Linked DNA regions of Homo sapiens: region 1 is linked to region 2. Evidence: read pairs that join two places in POLR2A ChIA-PET (ENCODE). Cell type or tissue: GM12878. All regions are shown on one strand. Links, peaks and the distances in the headings refer to the core of each region. The heading gives the core; the rest is flanking DNA. Region 1 overlaps SEC23IP (SEC23 interacting protein). Region 2 has its middle 17 kb from the start of INPP5F.

Evidence for each region. ChIA-PET counts read pairs that join two places held together with the same protein. Peaks named below come from ENCODE experiments on the same cell type or tissue, not always from the same donor. Only the 100,000 strongest peaks of a DNase experiment are listed, where the experiment ranks them.
Region 1: POLR2A ChIA-PET joins it to region 2 with 6 read pairs; 1 of 35 experiments calls an interaction of 5 or more read pairs at or near these places.

Annotation. Positions count from the first base shown.
Region 1 is chr10:119,917,575-119,921,970 of GRCh38, reverse strand. It overlaps SEC23IP (SEC23 interacting protein), which reads right to left. Exons shown (of 19, transcript NM_007190.4): 9 at 3,927-4,135; 10 at 3,460-3,578; 11 at 2,375-2,527; 12 at 987-1,082. Among named protein-coding and RNA genes, the nearest start is that of SEC23IP, 27 kb to the right of the region's middle. RefSeq lists an enhancer at 1-146. In GM12878, for the core only: no CTCF peak of the experiment used is centred there; a DNase peak (open chromatin) is centred at 1,980; H3K4me3 peaks cover 344 bases; H3K27ac peaks cover 1,378 bases.
Region 2 is chr10:119,707,133-119,711,528 of GRCh38, reverse strand. No RefSeq gene overlaps it. Among named protein-coding and RNA genes, the nearest start is that of INPP5F, 17 kb to the left of the region's middle. In GM12878, for the core only: no CTCF peak of the experiment used is centred there; a DNase peak (open chromatin) is centred at 2,398; H3K27ac peaks cover 2,352 bases.

The sequences.
Region 1 (4,396 bases), core at 103-4,102, 210 kb before region 2:
AATTCCTTAAGCTAACCATTAAAAAAAAAATCAGTCCTATGACTTTATAGTCATTTCCCATATAAAGAAATGATGTAGGTTAAGTTCCAAACAGGTAGTAAAATAATAGAACCATAGAAATTCAAAAGATGGAAGGATCATCAAAGAGCATGTTAATAACAATACAAATAAGACGGCCACCCTAAGAGTCATCTAATTTTTCTAATTAGAAAACCTCTGTAAAATTAATTTGATCAATAAATTAAAATTAATAAAACAAGTATATTTTCCAGTTGTTCTAGTTTTAAATGCTTTTTAGCTGTTGCCTTGTTTTGTATTGTTAACAATTTTTGCTGTTTAGTGTTTAAGACTTCAGTGTGTATGTTTTTCCTCATCTCTTTAGATGGTAAGGACTGGGAAGAAAGTGAGCTATTACTTGGTGCTAAGCTTTGCATGCATTATTTCATGCTTACTCCAATCCTGTAAGGAAGGTATTATTCCATTTTAGAAATGAAGAAAACAAAGGATCAGAAAAATTAAGAAAATCACTCATGATCAGAAGGCTGAGGCGGGAGGATAGCTTGAGCCCAGGAGTTTGAGACCAGCAGTGGGAAACACAGCAAGATCCCATCTCAAAATAAACAAATGAATAAAACCAAATACAAATTGCTCATTAATACGCAGTTAATGAGCAGTTGAGCTGAGAATTTATTTGTCAGAACTTAACCACTGTTTGCACCAGGAAAACCTTAAATATCCATTTTAAAACTGAAAGCCCTTCATCCTAGGAACTTAGTCCCAGGAAAACCAGGATGGTCACTTAGCCTAATGTGGACTTAAGCCCAACTCTGACTCCTAAGTCTGGGTTTCCATCAGCTCCATTACTGTGCCCTAGGTAGGGAGCAAACTAGCTTACCTAACCATAGTAGTATTAAAATTTTCTATAATATAAACGAGCTGGTCACACCATGAGTTTTAGTTTTTCTTGAGTCAGAGGTGAACTTTACCAGTTTGGCTGCTTTATGTTCTACAAAGTTAGCTATCTTCTTTCTGGGTCCAAGGGGTATCCCCATTTCCTTCAGGTCATCAACTGTACACATAAGCTTTAAAAGGAAACAGACAAGCACATTAATCAATCTAGTGATAGAAGAACTGAAATGAGAATATGAAAATTATAAAGAAACCACATCATCTAAAGCAATCTAAGAGCCACTCAACTTTTTACAAGTTAGTTATTTTGTATTTAAATCATGCATCAGTTTAGGCTATAAAATCTTAGGCTTCCACACCTAAATCATTCTATTAATTAACAGAAAATACACATATGGTATACAAAATTCCAAAGCTATAGTCAAGCATACGATGAAATATCTTCCTCCCACTGCTGTCCCAAACATAGAATTCTCCTCTCAGCGCAACTGTGGAAACTTGCTCTCTTTGAAGCGATGTCTTATGTATGCATAGCACTTACATGTTTTTCTCTGTGTGTGTGCTCTACTATGCACACAGTAATGAACTCTGCTCTCTTCATGTAAATGTACCTTAGAGACGGGTATCTCTGACACTGCATCATTCATTCAACAGCTGTAGGGTACTCCGTTATGCGGATGCACCATAAATGATTTCACTAGCACCCTACTCCTCAACACCAATGGTGTCTCTAATGTTTTGTTACCTTGCAAACACTGCTGTGAGTATCCTTGTAGATAATTCTTGTTTGAATATTTCTCTATAGGAAATATTCCTGGCAATGAAACTGATGAAGCAAAGGGTAATTTTTATATTCTTAAAGATATTGCCAAACTGCCTTCCAAAGAGTTTGTAATATTTTACAGTCTGACCAACAATATATAACAATGCCTAGTTCCCTTCACCCTGGCCACATAGCATATTTTCAAACTTCCTATTTTTTCAAACTGGTAAGTTAAAAAAAATCCCATTGTACTTTCAATTTCCATTTCTCTTATGAGTTTTCATATGCGAAGACACCATTTGTTATTTCCTTTTCTGTAAATCATGTTTATATTCTTTGCCTATTTACATATCACACTGATGTGATGGTCTTTCTGTAACTGATTTGTAGAAGCTTTGAAAATCAATGAAGTAAGCCCTCTGTCTATAATGTGTGTTGCAAATGTATCACTGGCCTTTAGATGTTGTTTATGGTGTCTACTGTTATACAATTTTTTTCTTTGATGGCTTCTGGATTTTGCATCATACTCAGAAAAGCCTTTCAGATTATAAAAAAATATTCTTCTGTGTTTTTCAATTTTTTAAAACATTTCAGTCTTTGTCTACTCTGGAGTGTATTTTGATACGAAAATGTTTATTCTTAATTTTCAATCTACACAAGAAAAACAATTTCAAACAAAATGAAGCAAACTATGATCAGTACCAGGGACTCCATATCAATCTTTTCCTTTTCAAAAGTGCTAAAATATTCAGAGAGGCTAAGTGCTTCCAGAGTTTCTTGCAAAGTTAGGACTTCTTTATTTTCAACAACAAGGTCATACGACTCATCCAAAGTCAGCTTTGGCTCTTCAGGCATCTTTAAAAAAAAAAGTATGAAAAACATTACAAGCTCAGAAAAACTCCCATATAATGACTGCTGATCTACGAAAACTCTCAAACAATTTTGCTTTACACAGAAATCATAATTTTAGGCACAGTACTTTGCCATTCAAAGTTTGAATATTCTGGCCAGGCCCAGTGGCTCACGCCTGTAATCCCAGCACTTTGGGAGGCTGAGGCAGGTGCATCACCTGAGGTCAGGAGTTGAAGACCAGCCTGGCCAACATGATGAAACCCTGTCTCTACTAAAAACACAAAAATTAGCTCAGCTTGGTGGCAGGCGCCTGTAATCCCAACTACTCGGGAGGCTGAGGCAGGAGAATCGCTTGAAACCGAAAGGCGGAGGTTGCAGTGAGCCGAGATCACACCATTGCACTCTAACCTGGGTGACAAAAGTGAAACTCCGCCTCAAAAAAAAAAAAAAATTGAATATTCTGAAAAGTATATAAATTTAATAAATCACTCAAGTCTCCATTTCCTATAATTTACATTTTTAAAAATCACAAACTTTCACATTTAAATTTATAACCCATAAAGAAGAAGAGTGAGAAACTCAAATAATGAGCTATATGATTCCATTCCATTTCTAAACCTCGGTGTACTTTAATATGTAAAACCAGTTTCAGGGCTGGACACGGAAGCTATTATATTTGGGCCTATAACTGTACTCTGAATTTGGGGATTCTCTGAAGAGTTATTGATGCCAGCACTTTGGGAAGCCAAGGCAGGAGGATCGCTTGAGGCCAGGAGGGAACTCAAGACTAGCCCAAGCAACCAATGAGGCTCAGTTAAAACAAACAAACAAACAAACAAACAAACAAAAGTTTCAAGAAACAGTTCAGACTTTTGAAAATTGTTCAGCTCCATAGACTCTAAATCGAAATGTTAATTGGCCACGTACAGACGTACCTGCTTTTCCTGAAAATGTAGCTGCTTCACAACTCCATTAGCAACAGCAAGAGGTCCAGGGCACTTTGATAAATTCAAATCTTTTTGATTAGACAGGATGTCAAACAATATTAAAGAACCTATGAAAAAGAAACATTTTGCCTTATAATGTAGTAGGTACTTTTATAACACTAATTCTTTTTTCACTGTCTATAGTCAAAAGTCATACAGAAGTTACATGTTATTCAAGACCTGATAATTAATTATTTTATCAAACAGCAGAATAAAGTAAAATACATAGCATTCCCTAGGTAATACTAGAGGTGAATATAGAAAAGGCAGAATCTAAACTCAGAGCATTCATTTCTACCTTTTCTGAAACTTAAAATCTGTAATTCTTAATTTTGCACTAACAATATCACCTACACTGAAAGCAGTTATGACTCAACAAAAATTGTATTTAAAATGTGAATATTTGACAGTTTTACCTAAACTGTGACCAGCAACAGAGACACCTCCTTTGAAGTCTGGGTTCCGACTCATAAAGAGTGCATGCAGATGGTTTATCTCCATTCCTACTTTTTCCACAATTGTCTGACAGTAGGTGGGGCTGTTATAAAATAAAATATCTAGCAAAGTTTCATTGGTAAAGTGACGAAATCGACCAATACTTGGCAAAGTGATTTTCTTAATATTCCTGTTTAAAAAGAAAAATACAGCACATTCAGTCAGCATCTACCTTAAATTTACAGATTTTTTTAAAGTTTAGATTTTTGACTCCTGAAAATACACTAAGAAAACCCCACAGACTATGAGTTGTTTCTGTAGATAGTCATTATAAATAAATCAAGATAGGCCAGATGCGGTGGCTCACACCTGTAATCCCAGCACTTTGGGAGGCTGAAGTGGGTGGATCACTTGAGGTCAGGAGTTCAAGACCAACCAGGCCAACATGGCG
Region 2 (4,396 bases), core at 313-4,312:
TGATTTTGGACTTTTGTGCTACAGAACTATAAGAGCATAAAAGTGTGTTGTTTTAAGCCACCAAGTTTGTCCTAATTTGTTATGGCAGCCACAGGCAACAAATACAACCTCATTCAGAATCCCATGCGTTTGGTCTGACAAAGATGGGCAGCCCTGGCATCCCATCATCAGACGCAGTGATGATTCCTCAGGGGTTCCTAGTAGAGAGGGTGTATTAGTCTGTTTTCATGCTGCTGATAAAGGCATACCTGAGGCTGGGCAATTTACAAAAGAAAGAAGTTTAGTGGACCTATAGTTCCACATGGCTGGGGAAGCCTCACAATCATGGTGGAAAGCAAGGAGGAGCAAAGTCACATCTTACATGGATGGCAGCAGGCAAAGAAAGAGCTTATGCAGGGAAACTCCCCCTTATAATAACCATCAGATCTCCTGAGACTTACTCACCATCATGAGAACTGCACAGGAAAGACCTGCCCCCATGATTCAATTACCTCCCACAACACGTGGGAATTCAAAATGAGATTTGGGTGAGGACACAGCCAAACCATATCAGAGGGCCTGTTGGGGCAGTGCCCCCTCCTAACCTGTAGAGGTCCATATGAGTTTCCTATAGCTGCCATGCAATTGACCACAAACTTGGTAGCTTAGAACAACAGAAATTGATTCTCTCACTGTTCTGGAGGCCAAGTCCAAAATTAAGGAGTTGGCAGGGTCAATTCCTTGTGGAGACTCTGTGAGAGAATTCGTTCCGTGCCTCTCTCCTACCTTCTGGCAGCTCCCACAACCCTTGGTGTGTCTTGGCTTAGAGCGAATAACTCCATCTCTGACTCCACCCTCACATGAATCTTTACCTGGCCTTCTTCCATGGGTTTCTATTTATTTTCATATATGTGTGTGTGTGTGCGTGTGTGTAATTTTCTCTTTTTTCTTTCTTTCTTTTTTTTTTTTTTTTTTTTGAGACAGGGTCTCACTCTGTTGCTCAGGCTGGAGTGCAGTAGCATGATCATGGCTCACTGCAGCCTCAACCTTCTGGGCTCAGGTGATCCTCTCACCTCAGCCTCCCAAGTAGCTGGGACTACAGGCATGCACCACCATGCCTAATTTTTGTATATTTTGTAGAGACTGGATCTTGCCATATTGCCCAGGCTGGTCCCAAACTCCTGGGCTCAAGCAATCCACCCACCTCAGCCTCCCAAAGTGCTGGGATTACAGGCATTAGGTACCATGCCCAGCCTAACATATACTTTTCTTTCTCTTTTTTTTCCATACAGACAGGGTCTTGCTATGTTGCCCAGGCTGGTCTTGAACTCCTGGCCTCAAGCGATCCTCCTGCCTCTGCCTCCCACAGTGTTGAGATTACAGGCTTGAGCCACCACACTAGGCCTCCCTGTGTTTCTGTGTGTCTTCCCCTTTTCTGTCTCTTGAAAGGACACTGGTCATTGGATTTAGAGCCCATCCTAATCCAGGGTGATCTTATCCCAAGATCCTTATATTAATTGCATCTTCAAAAACTCTACTTCCAAATAAGGTCACATTCATAAGTACTGAGAATTAGGACTTGGACATATCTTTTGGGAGGACACTCATTACAGGGGCTAATACCCTCCCCTCCCACTCAGTGGGGGAAGTATAGAGAATCCAGCAGTCACCTACCCAGCCTAACGAAGACTTCGCAAGTTGCAGCAACTTGCCCACAGTCAGGCAGCAAATTTCTGACACCAGGCCTCATAGAAACCAACCTCAGAATCTCTAACCCAGCATGATTTCCACTGCACCACCCAGCCTCTCGTGTAACTCCCTACCTAGGAACAGTGCTATTCCATTCAAAATCAGCTTCAGACCAGGTGAAGTGGCTCATGCCTGTAATCCCAGTACTTTGGGAGGCTGAGGCGGGAGGCTCACTTAAACCCAGGAATTCAAGACTATAGCCACCTATGATAGCGCCACTGCATTCCAGCCTAGGCAACAGAGGGAGACCCTGCCTCAAAACAAACAAACAAATAAAATCAGCTTCAAATATCTACATTGTCAATCTTCATACAATCCCTTTTGGCAGAAAAGACAAGCCTACCATACACTAAACATGGGCATCATACTTCAAGTTGATGTCTGAGAAATTTAAGGAAACATTATGATTCCAATACTTCTCTTCCTGTTCCTGTTGCTAAATGATTATTTTTTTCTCAAAAATGGAAAAATTTCTCAAAAGCTAGCTGACTTTATGCCCCTAAGCAGCTATCCTGATGTTTCAGAATGTAGAAGATTCTTTGCACTGAAGGAAAAATAATCACCTCCCAGTTTGTGATGAGTTCTCTGGCTCTAAAGCCCTTTGTACGTGTTACCTTACTTGTGCAGATGAATACCCTCAAGAGATCTCAAGGGATTTTGGTCGGTAGTTTCCATTTGACATGCAGTACGTTTGAAAGGGAAAGAAACTATTTCTGTGGGTGTGTGCTAGACAATTCATACCACTTGTTTTTCTTTTTGTTTTTTTGTTTTGTTTTGTTTTGGAGGCAGTCTCACTCTGTTGTCCAGGCTGGAGTGCACTGGTATGATCTTGACTCACTGCAACCTCCACCTCCCGGGGTCAAGTGATTCTCCTGCCTCAGCCTCCCAAGTAGCTGGGATTACAGGCACACGCGACCACGCACTGCTAATTTTTTTTTTTTGTATTTTTAGTAGAGATGGGGTTTTGCCATGTTGGCCAGGCTGGTCTTGAACTCATAAGCTCAGGCAATCCACCTGCCTCAGCCTCCCAAAGTGCTGGAATTACAGGTGTGAGCCACTGCACCCTGTACCACTTGTATAATCCTAACACAGGTTTGAGATCTCTTCTTTGGACCTGCAGCTACTGTTTGAAATTCAAAAGCACTTGTCAAGCACTGTGCCTATCCCTGCACTGCTCCCTGTATCAGCTCTCTAGGGCTGCCATCACCAGGTGCCACAAACTGGGTGGCTGAAAACAATGGAAATCTATTATCTCACAATTCTGGAGGCTAGAGGTCTGAAATCAAGGCATTGGCAGGGCCATGTGCTCTCTGAAGGCAGTGGGGAAGGATCCTTCCTTGCCTCTTCCCAGTTTCTGGTGGCTTCTGGCAACCCTTGGCATTCCTTGGCATGCGGCTGCATCACTCCAATGTCTGCCTCCACTGTCACGTGGCATTTTCCTCCTGTCTGTCTGTGTGTGTCTCTCTCGGCTCCATTCTTCTTTTTTTTTTTTTTTTTTTTTTTTTTCTAAGAGATGAGGTCTCGCTCTGTTGCCCAGGCTGGAGTACAGTGGTGTCATCACAGCTTACCACAGCCTCAACCTCCTGGACTCAAGAAATCTTCCCACCTCAGCCTCCCAAGTAGCTGGGACCAAAGGCATACGCCATCATGCCTAGCTTTTTTTTTTTTTTGTAAAGTAGGGTCTCCCTATGTTGCCCAGACTAGTCTCGAACTCCTGGGCTCAAGTGATCCTCTAGCCTTGGCCTCCCAATGTGCTGAGATTACAGGTGTGAGCTACCACACCCACCCAGTTCTCTTCTTATAAGGGCACCAGTCAAATTGGATGTTGGGCCAACCCACAGGCCCACCCCCCTAATCCAGTAGGACCTCATTTTAATGACTAATTACATCTGCCAAAAGCCCTGTCTCCAAATAAGGTCACATTGACAGATTCCTGGTGGACATGAATTTGGGGAGAACACTAACCCAGTAAACATGCCCAAGGGGGATTGTACTTTTTTTGAATGGCTTCTACTGCTCCCTTTAATATGCCAATTCCTATGTCACTGATATGTTTGGTTGTGTCCCCAATCTCATCTTGAATTGTAGCTCCCATCATTCCCGTGTGTTGTGAGAGGAACCCAGTGGGAGATAATTGAATCATGGGGGTGGTTTCCCCATACTATTCTCATGCTAGTGAATAAGTCTCATGAGATCTGATGGTTTTATAAGGGGTTTTCCCTTTTGCTTGGCTCTCATTCTTTCTTGCCTGCCACCATGTAAGATGTGCCTTTCACCTTTCACCTTTCACCATGATTGTGAGGCCCCCGCCCCCACCCAGCCACGAGGAACTGTGAGTCCATTAAACTTCTTTTTCTTTATACCCAGTCTCGGGTATGTCTTTATCAGCAGCGTGAAAATGGACTAATACAGTTACTCAGAAAGAAAAAGTCATATAGAGAGTAATAGAAGCCTGTCTAAATTAATCATATTGTTTCCTTCTATTTTTAAAGAGTACAGATCTATTTACTCTTAAGGAAAAGTAAAACATCAGCCATGAGGGAATGAAGTATAACAGCAACCAAAGTGTTAAATAGTGACTATTTGCAGCCTCTCCCTCTGCCCCCACTACCTGAGTATGTTTTATTGTTATTCACACTTCCTCTCCCCTTCCCTACTCTCAAGAAGG